Regions from separate parts of the Homo sapiens genome. Here region 1 is linked to region 2. A link is a contact called in ENCODE Hi-C data. All regions are on one chromosome and are shown on one strand. The core of a region is the stretch at or near the end of the contact, and the rest is flanking DNA. Distances in the headings are between cores, read along the strand shown.

Region 1 (5,239 bases), core at 765-3,264, 180 kb before region 2:
CAGTGTCCCTCCGATCTCTTAATCTTGTTTATTAGGCATTTTATATTAAAAATATATTGTAGGCAATTTATTAAGCTGATCTTTTATGATTTAGATATTTTCTATCTTGATTAATAAGTTCTTTAATGTCAAATGATTTCTAACTATTTTGTTCTAGATCTTTTGGGTTAATTATTTCTTATTCCATTTTTAATTTATGTGACACTAATTTGCATAACTACCAGGTAATTTTTCAGATTAAGGAAAATGAAAAGTGGAAAAGAAAAGGAAAATTTGGTAAACTGTATTATAGTTTTCATTCTAAGTTTGTAATTGAACCATGAAGATATTTTTAATTCTTTTATATGACCAAAAGATATCCATATCCCTCACGGTTGGTGGTAATGAAAATTAATGTCTTTCTCATTGATTTTACAGGAAATCTATCAGAGTTCATCTTCATGAAGTCTTTGCAGAGTAGTTATTTCTAATTGGATTCAATACAATTTCCCTTCACACATATTTCCAGCCTCAGTCTTTATAATTTCTTGCATATGTCCAGAAGGAATACATTGTCGTTTTTAAAACAGTTAACACAGGATTCATTTTACTTTCAGCAATTCACAGAAGCTGTGAGTCCTTCAGTGCTACCCCCTTCAGCTTTGCCACTGGACCTGCTTAATAATGCTATAACTGCCTTTAGTACCTTGGAAGACCTTATTCGATATCTTGAACCAGAGAGATGGCAGTTGGACTTAGAAGATCTATATAGGCCAACTTGGCAACTTCTTGGCAAGGCTTTTGTTTTTGGAAGAAAATCCAGAGGTAAGCTCCCTCTTCAGATTAGAACCTCATTTAATTTTCTTAACAGCTAATGTTTCAGATTCTTCTGCCACAGCTTCTAAAGGGTAGAGTTTAAAATTCATCAGTGATATATTCAATACATTTTCTTATCATTTGAGCATATTTATATATTGAATAATAATATATACAAAAGGAGGAACTTAGTTATAACCCAGTGGGTGTGGAAAATTGAAAGGGGGATACTTCTGAAAATTCCAGTTATATATTATCTTCAAAAATATCATTTTGATGAAGTCCTTCATTGCATTTTACAAAAATCACTGCTTACTCAAACCTAATACTTGGAATATGTTGATTTTGGGACTCAAAAGAAATTATCATAGCTGCAAAACCAGGTTAGGGATAGAAAAAGGGGATCCTCTACAAAAATGTTTGTCTACAGTATCTCCCATGGGTCAGTATTATATGACTTTGCATTTTCTAAGCCTAGACAATTCTAAGAACTATGAAAAATGGCAACGACCCAACATAAAATAGAATTCATAGTTTTCAAGGCAGGATTCATAGCAAGAAAACAAGAACCTAAAAGAACCCACACCATAATAATTTTTAACTATATAAATTTGCTGTTGAAATAATCACTTTTGCCCATATGGGTGTATCTTTCTCTAAGAGTGAAAGTGATGTTAATTAAACCTAATTCTGCATGGCCAAGAAATTGGAAATAATCTTAACTGAGTTTTCTATAAAATTACCTAATTTTTTTAGTAACATTGGAATTGGAAAGCATCCATAGCAGACACAAATGAAAACGTATAGAAATAACTGTTTAATTACAATGCACTCAAAATATCTGTTTTAGTCTGTCAGAAACAGTGAAATCGACTGCTTTGGAGAATGCAGTGACAGCCTAGAGAATTTATATGAAAGGAATAATGTTCGGTTAATTTGAGCCATTCACAAGGGCAGATTGCACCAGACTTGCTCTTCTAAACCTTGTCAGAAGGAAACCCGATTCCTGCCCTTTCCTGCTCTAAGAGTTGCAGCTTTTTTGGATCATGAGCTTTAATCTCAGCAGGTCATGTTCAGACTTGCCCAGCCCTGGTATTTCACTATGCCAACAGACGTGGTTTCCTTTTGGCAATATTTGAAATCAGTGTTCAAGTGCCTGGGCAGTTGAGTCCTGTCCAGATGCTGAAAGCTGTTACATATTTATAAGATTTGATCTTGATGAATAACTTGATGAATAACTTACGAGCAACACTTCCCTTCCCTCCCACTTAGGAACAGGAAGATGAAGATCTGCAAGACTAGCTGAAATATCCATGAATAGAGCCCTTGTTAGCAAATTTGAAGTTGATTATCATGTTGATCTGTAAGAAGCAGGGGCAGTGAATCAGGTTCTAAACTGAGATCTAGTTTTTTGACAGCTGATTTCTGGATTTGAGCCTAAAAACCTCCCTTCTAGCCAAGGCTTTATGCCTGAAAATGTACGCCTGGTGCTCAAAGATTTGGCCAGAGGCTAGCCTGCATTCAAAAGCATCGGAAGCTGAACAGATCTTTCAGATATTCATTTAACACTTTCAAAATTGAAGCCCTTTGCAGTTTTCCAAATTTATTAACTTTTTAAGCATGCAAAAAGTGTGAGAAAAGCAGTGTACATTTTTGGAACTTTACATAAACTAAAATACAAGTGTAGGATAACATCTATATAGACAAAACCAACTCCCCTCCTGAGAGTATCTCTACAAAGGAATAAGGAGTCAAACTTTTAAAAGCTTCTAATTAGACATTGAAATAGATTTCCCACAGAATAAACATCACAGTGTTACCACATTCATCTTAGAAAGACCACCCTCAGATTACATTACAGTAATAGACTATCTTTGGACTGAATATCTTAAAAGAATGAACAACTAACAAAGAAAAATATTACTGTTTTTTGTAGCAAAACGTATAATATTAATGACATTTGCATTTAAAAATAATGATTTTGGTTGGTGATGTGCTCAAAATCTGCATTCTTTAGAAAAACAAACTAATACCTGTATTTGTTTTCTTAGGAGATAATTATGAAAAGGAAAAAAATCTGAAGACCAACTTTTACAAATATTTGGCAGAGGGAAACTTCTTTAATATTATTATAGTTAAGCTATTCAAAAAGTATCCTTTGGTACATTATCTTTCTTTCTTCTTTTCCTTTTTCTCTTTATTTGCCTTCCCCCCCCAAAAGTACTATACAATGTTTCAAGAATGTATGACATATGACTTAACTTAATGAAGCTTATATGCGTTTGAAGCCTTAGCAGTAGGCAGCATAAATTTCAAAATGAAATGCCAAATTTAAAATCCTTAGTTATATTTTTAGAAAACTGTGGACTGCATAAATGCTTTACTTTTTTTTCTTTCACTTTCTTCCTCTAGTTCAGGGTTTTCATTCATACCTTGCTACTGCTACAAAAAAATACTGTATTTTCTAAGTCAAGCTTAACTAGTACGTAAAAAGGGCTTTTGACTTTTGTGTCAAACATGATAAATGAGTGGAAGCTAAGTTAAAAGTGTGTTTAAATTTTCACATTGTAGCAGGTATCACAACTAAGTTCACTTGGGAAATCTGTCTAACCTTTTATTGTGGTTAAGTAAACATTTTAAAGGAAACGTATACAATCTCATTTTCTATTATCATGAAATAGCATATTTAAAACTACTTGACATAGGTGAATATGCTTTGAGAGCTGAGAGCTTCTTCACTCACATTCTAAAGAAGTATAATTCTTAAATAAGCATTGAAGACTTTGGCAACCAGATTTTGTGTTTGTGCATATTTTAAGTCTTCTTCCTCCTTGCCCAGGCATTAAATACTAGAGAAAAGCTTCAAATAAGCTCATATATAGTTTTAACAATTAAAGAGGAATGTATGCATATACTATTAGATCAGCAAAATGAAACCAGGTAAAATATGTGATACCATTTAGCATAATGAGCTCATTACTTTTATTAGGGATAAGTTGGCCTATTCAGAGCATTTGAAAGAAGGATTTGCTTTAAATATTTAAAAGCTTTGCCTTCACAGGATCATTTTCAGATTAAAAAGAAATCTTTCAGTAGCCAAATGAAACAATGACTTTCCCTTGAGTTAGAAAAATAATTTTTTAGCTGAATAAGGTGTTGAAATGGACTCATTGAATTGGGATTTCTTTGGTGCTTTCCTATACTTGACTCAGGTTTTAGTCTATCATATAGTTTACATACATTTCTAATTTACAATTACCTATGCATAATTTTATAATACGTTTCTTAAAATACTTAAATTATCAAAGACAATTAAGACAATATAAGTATTAAAAACACCTGATCACATGTATAACAAATCCAAGAAAATAAGCATTTGATTCTTACCTTGTCACTTAAAAATTAATAAAACTTAGCTTTTAATTTAAAAAATTGGATTACATCGTGATTATTTCTACTTGAAGCCATCTTTAACCAGAAAATAGCTTTCTTTTTTTTCATTCATGTCTGTGTTATCCATATTAGTGGAAAGGTATTTAAGTAGGTTTATTATATTTTAGATAATATTTCTAAATTTTTAAAAAACTTTATTAGGAGAAAAAAACCCTGAAGGCATATATGTTATCTGAAAGTATTCAATCTCATTGGAATTGCTTTATTTGAATATTTCTAGGGGAAAAAAATAGGCAGAGATGTAAGGCAGAAAATAAATTATATTAGAAGTCTTTATCCTAATAGTAATTACCTACTATTCATGTGATATGTATAAATTCACATTGAACATGGCATGTTATTTCGATATAATTTTCCTGAGGCAGAATCATTTTGTAGTTAAAAACAATGGTTCTTTGAGGATTTACTGCAATAAAGAATATTTTGTTAGGTCCTCAAAAGTAGGTATTCTTCATAGAATAAAGCACAAACAGCATAGTTAACCAACTTGCTAAAGGAGTAGAGGCTGGGGTTATAAATTAGATAAATTAAACATTTCTTCCACCCATTAGCAGGGGAAGGATAGGTATCTGAAGGAGTTTAGTTTAGTTAGTCTGAATTTCCAAGATGGGAAATCATTCAATGCATTTGAAGCATTGCCTTCCAACAACTTCTGCTCTTATAAAGTATGTCATTTTTTTTCACTCATGGTCTACACAGCTGTCTTCAAATGTGCGTTCTCTTCATGCTTTTTTTATATTTTATGATGGTTATTGCCATAGAGATTATAGAAAGAGCTGTTGACACATTTCAATAAATTGTTCTTCACTAATTGTATGAGCCTAAAATCCTTTTAAGAATTATACTTGTTTTTTAATCAAAGCATTCATCATCTTGCATTTTATTCTTCTCTCCTGTGTTCTCCATGTCTATTTTTTTTTTTTTTACTAAGGTTAAAACGTGTGGCCTTTTTTGTCTGTATAAAGTTTCCTATTTATAGCTTTCAACTGTT
Region 2 (5,485 bases), core at 692-3,191:
TTAGGCTGCTTCTAGATTATTTTAGGTTTTGACGATGAAAATCATTTACTCTCTTTGTGGCTTTAAGCACAGGTCTGCCTAATGACAGACAGATGCTGGGACTTGGATGCCGACTTTCTCTGTATATGCAGAGAATCTCTGCTGACCTAGAAATGAGGTAGTTGTTGCCTATATACTCTGTGGCAGACTCCTGGAGAAGTCATTCAATAGGAAACTTAAAAAAAGAAAAAAAAACCTTTACCCAGAAGATATTTACTACAATAAGATTCAAATTACCAAAGATTTTATCTTCTGGACTATTATTTTTTGAACCTCATTTTGATTCTGCACCTCAATATCATTGAGCAGAGAGGAGTTTTTTTTTCCCCCCATGTAAGCACTAGATTTATTTTTGAAACAAATTAGAATTCATTGCAGAAGGGAGTACTGTGGGAGTTTGGAGTGTAGTATTTTGGCAAGAAGCACATGAGAAACTTTCACCCTGGGTATTTCTGGTCCCACTGGAGAGGAATACCAGGAATGCGGTGCCTCAATCTGTTCTCACAAGACTTGTGGCTTGAAATTCACACACCCACAAGGTTTAGATAAGAGTCTACCCTGAGCTTGGTCCTTGTGGATGCTTCTCTAAGGCTTAAGAAGCATTTCCACCTTTCGATGGGTCTCCATCCCCATCTAGGCTGATATTTGTGCAGTGCAATAGTTGTTTTCTCATTAAGAAGAGGAAACAATGAGAGTGATGGAGGAAAAGTCAATGAAAAGCATGCCCTGCTTTGCGTTAAAAAAAATTTCTGGTAAAAATGTCAGTATACAACACATAAAAATTTCATTGACCTGATTCTACTCTTTCCTACTTTTGTTCCCACCCTACCAATAATCCTGTTTTGGAAGAAGGCTGCTTTACATAAACTCTAAATCTTATTTTCTTATGAGTGTTTTCTCGTGAGTCTTCTCACTCCTTTCTTTTGCTTCATTGATTTTGTAGAAAGGCTGCTTCAGAAATCAGCCACCTGCTCAGATTGCCTAGATGATAAAATTAAGCTCTCAACTGGTGTGAGCAGAAGTTTCAATAAAAAAATTCAATTCAGAATTCTACTCAAAGGTATATTGAGTTTAGACCATGGGATATGCTTTAGCTTCAGAACTAATTGCTTCTCAGGGAATCAATTATGTTAGGTTGATCAAATGTGACTGTAGGGGGACATGTATGTTTATTGACCAAGAGTTATATGGCAGGCACAATACTAGCTGCCAAAATAATGGGAATGGCTCACATTTATATTGTGATTACAGTGTACGGTCATGTTCTAAGCACATTGATCCTTACTACAAATCAGAGAAAATGTTGCTGTTGCTTTTTCTATTTTGTAGATGAGGAAACAGAGAGGGGTTAAAACATCTTTACCAGGACACACAGCTGTATGTAGCAGGACTGGGGTTTATACCTAGCATTTTGGCTCCAGAATTTATGCTCTTAATCACTCTACTGTGGTGTGTTTGTGTGTGTGTATGTGTGTTCGTGGGTGTGTATGTATTTTGCAAACAGTTTTATGAATCATTGTTTGAAAGAGGATATTTATTTTTGCCCCTGTTCAGTTATTTTCTGTTACCAACTGTATTACAGTCAGTACAGACTGTTTTGGTGTGCAACACATTACATCAAATCTTACTGGTTTGAAAAAAATGAATATTTCTGATCAGATCATTTCTCTGAGTTAAGAATCAGAGCACACCTACCTCGCTGGGTTTTCTGCCTCAAAGTTTCTTATAGTGCTGCAGTTTAAGTGTTGGCAGGAGCTTCAGTCTTATCTGAAGACGTAACTGGGAGAGGATCCTTCCAAACTCATTCTTGGTGGTTGTCAGGCTTCAGTTCCTCACAGGCTGTTGTTCTGAGGGCCTCAGTCTCTTGCTGGCTGCTGGCCAGGGTCCTCCTTCTGGTACTTGCCATGTGGGCTCCCCGTAGGCAGCTCACAACATGTCAGCTGGCATAAAGTATGATTTATTACAGCAGATATAAAATGTTTGTGTAGAATAAACCTGTTTTACTAAAATAGGTTAATTCTGTGGTGTTTATTCATTTGAACATAATTTGTATATTTTAAAGGCCCATGCAGTCATCTGTTTGGTAAAGGTGTTAGAAGGTAGTGTTTACTAGCAACATGCATGTTTAGAAAGTCTTTTCTTAGTCTTCAAGTAGCAGAGTCTACACTGTAGACCACACAACAGGTGTGAAATCAGCCTTTGTTAACTAACTGAATTTCTCAATCAAAACAAATCAATTCCACTGTATTTTAGATTATAAGTGAGTTATAGTCGGTAAGGATAAAGATTATTTCTTTATTTGTTTACATTTATATATATATAGGTTAAATACATAATTAAAAGGAAATATTTAAAGTTCTGACTCTTTCAAGTATTCAAGCATTGCTAATGTGCTTTAACCTTATTCATCCTGCACTCTAGATACATTTTTTTTTAAAAAAAAATGTTTTTTGTGTGTGTGTGATCACAGCATAGCCATTTATAAAAATAAGTTTCCAACTTTCCAGAGAACACAGGTGACAAGTGTTATTTGATGTATAAAGTAAGAGTATCATCAAGATGTTTACCTTCTTTCATTTATTGAGAATTTCTATGGATGAAGATTTATGCTCAGCTCTGTGGAGGATTCAAAAATAAATCCAGTCTCTGCCTCGTGGAAAGATTTAGAGCATTGAAATCAGAGAAACACAAAGTAATGTACTATAATTTCTCTGGGCTTCAGTTTTCTCATCTGTGTAACAAAACAACATTAATACTAATTTAATGTTTTATAAAACACTTAAGCTACATAATATATGTGATGTTTCTTGAACGTAATGAAGGTTTAATAAACACAACTGCTCACCTTGCATCTCTATGGCCATGTCTACTTGTCACTATAGGAGCTAGTAGGGGAGAGAGGACAATGGCTCAGATAATTGAAGCACAAGGTAGAGAGTGGCAAATGCCATATGAAAAGTAGATAAATTAGGAGTTTAGAAAATGAAGATATGTTTTTTTGGAATTGTTTCAAGATGATGGACTGAGCATATTACACAGACTCTGGCTCCCCCAATAGACCTTTAGAAAATATGGAAAATATATTGTTTGTGGAAAGTTAAGTTAAAAATGAGTTTAAAATAATTTGGATTGTTGTAAAGGATAGATTTTTTTTTCTGTATCTTTTGTAAGTTTGAGTTTCTGCCTATCCTGTGGGAAGGAGTCTTCATATTGATGGTCACTCTAATTCTGTCTTGGATGACTTAATAAAGTTTTCCTCCTAGCTCCAAAACAAGGTATAAGGACTGTAAATATTTATTGCAAAAATGAGAAAAATAAAAATAACACAGTAAATGCCAAACAAGTAAAACAAATATATAATTTTGCGTCTAGATAATTTATAAACTCCATATAATTAGAAATAAAAATATTGACCTCTGAATAGACAACCCATGGATTGGGAGAAAATATTTGCAAAGCATACGTCTGATAAGGGCTAATATCAAAAATATATCAGGAATTCAAACAACTGAATAGCAAGGAAACAAAACCCAATCAAAAAATGTGCAAAGAAACTAAATAGATACATTTCAAAAGAGGATATACAAATGGTCATCAGATACAAGACACTATGCTTTTCATCGCTGGTCATCAGGAAAATGCAAATGAAAACCATAATGAAATATTATCACACACCTGTTAGAATGGGTATTACCAAAAAACAAGAGATGTTAAGTGTTGGCGAGGAGGTGGAGAAAAGGAAACCTTTGTACATTATTGGTAGGAAAGTAAATTAATATAGTTATGATGAAAACCGTTATGGAGGTTCCTTAGAAAATAGAACTATCATATGTTCCAGTAATCCCCTTTCTGGGTATATGACCAAGGGAATTGAAATCAGTATGCTGAGGAGATATTTGCACTCCCATGTTTATTGCAGCATTATTCACAATAGCCAAGACATGGAAGCAACCTCTCCATCATCAGATGAATGAGTAAAGTTTGGTATACATACCTAATGAAGTATTACTCAGCCTTGTAAAAGGGGGAAATCATGTCATTTACAACAGCATGGATGAACCTGGAGGACATTATGCTAAGTGAAAAAAGCTGGCACACAAAGACAAATACAGTATGACCCCATTTATATGTAGAATTGAAAAAAAAGTTGAACTCCTGGAAGTAGAGGGTAGAGGTCTTACGAGAGACTTGGGGAGGGGAAGGTGATGGAGATAGGAGAGATGTTGATCAAAAGGTACAGTTTCCAGAAGAGAGGAGGAAAAATCTTTAGGGATCTATTACACAGAATACTGACTATAAAAATTATAATGCATTGTATTTTTTAAAAATTTATCTTTGAAGTATAACCCACAATCTTCTGTCATTTTCAATTTTATAACAAATATAAGCATATGTGCAGTATGAGAAATAAATTTGAATTACAGCTTAAATCCATGTCCTGAGAATATACGACAAAATATAAAAGACTCTTTGCCGATTTTTTGTGTCCAATTCCTGTGCATTGCTGCAATATGAGTAGAGAGCTGAAAGAGTGTCTTTTTTGTCCTTGAAATAGATGTGGACAGCTTTCATATTTAAGTCTCTTTTCTCTATAGCTATCCTGTCTTAGGAATAGAAAAGCTGATTGTTCAAGCTGATTGTCAATAGTAAAGGCTGACTGAATATATAATATTGTGCTTATGGTTCCTTCCATGCATTGATGGTGGTACGATGACTATCTTTTGTACTGTTGTTGAGAGAGCATCAACAATGAGGTGTAATTTGAAACTTAGAAGCACTGCTGTTTATATATCTGAAACTTATGAAAGATGGACGGATACTTAGGTGATCACAGTGATGATGATGATGATGATGATGATGATGATGACGACAATAATAACCATTTTGAACACTTGCTATATCTGCTGGGCAGTTTTCCAATTGCTTTAGATGCAATTTAATCTCCACATTACCTTACATAGTAGTTTCTGTTATTGTTTCTCATTTCACAGATGAGGAAACTGAGTCAACAAAAATTTTAGGATTTGTCTTTAACTCATAGATTTGGTAAGTAGCATACCTAAGAGTTGGTTTCCATAGCCTAATCTTGGACATGTAGTAAACTCTAGACCTCTATACTATACAGCCTCTCACGTAAGGGTTCTAGGTATTAGATTATGTGAGGAATTGATCTCACTAAAATTTCTCTTGGGCTTGGATCTGTATTTCTCATATTTATTTTTCTTACTAATACTAAATATTCCTTCGATGTAGTATATTTTTACATACTAGACTAGGGAAATAGCAAGGTACCATTTTGATTTGTCAGTGTGGGTGATCATGCATCAAAACTATAATTTACCTCTCCCTAACATTTACAACTTTCATCCAACTGGGGAAGGGGAGAACGCAAACTAATAGCAGCAACTTCTCAACCTTGAAACAAGACATGGAATGCTCTGCTTTT

Evidence for each region. Hi-C counts contacts between places; a loop is a spot of excess contacts on that map.
Region 1: a loop to region 2 is called in a map of MCF 10A, with 2.1 times the contacts of the local background. The contact joins two enhancer-like sites. A Hi-C loop is called at or near these places in 3 of 168 maps with a recorded cell type or tissue (MCF 10A, chondrocyte and mammary epithelial cell).

What each region holds. Positions count from the first base shown.
Region 1 is chr4:156,768,251-156,773,489 of GRCh38, reverse strand. It overlaps PDGFC (platelet derived growth factor C), which reads left to right. Exons shown (of 6, transcript NM_016205.3): 4 at 597-804. Among named protein-coding and RNA genes, the nearest start is that of LINC02272, 130 kb to the right of the region's middle. RefSeq lists enhancers at 1,799-2,093, 1,751-2,252. Within about 2 kb of position 2,014, at least 11 of the 41 ENCODE cell types and tissues checked have a DNase peak (open chromatin) inside an H3K27ac peak, as active enhancers do.
Region 2 is chr4:156,591,272-156,596,756 of GRCh38, reverse strand. No RefSeq gene overlaps it. Among named protein-coding and RNA genes, the nearest start is that of LINC02272, 48 kb to the left of the region's middle. Within about 2 kb of position 1,941, at least 3 of the 41 ENCODE cell types and tissues checked have a DNase peak (open chromatin) inside an H3K27ac peak, as active enhancers do.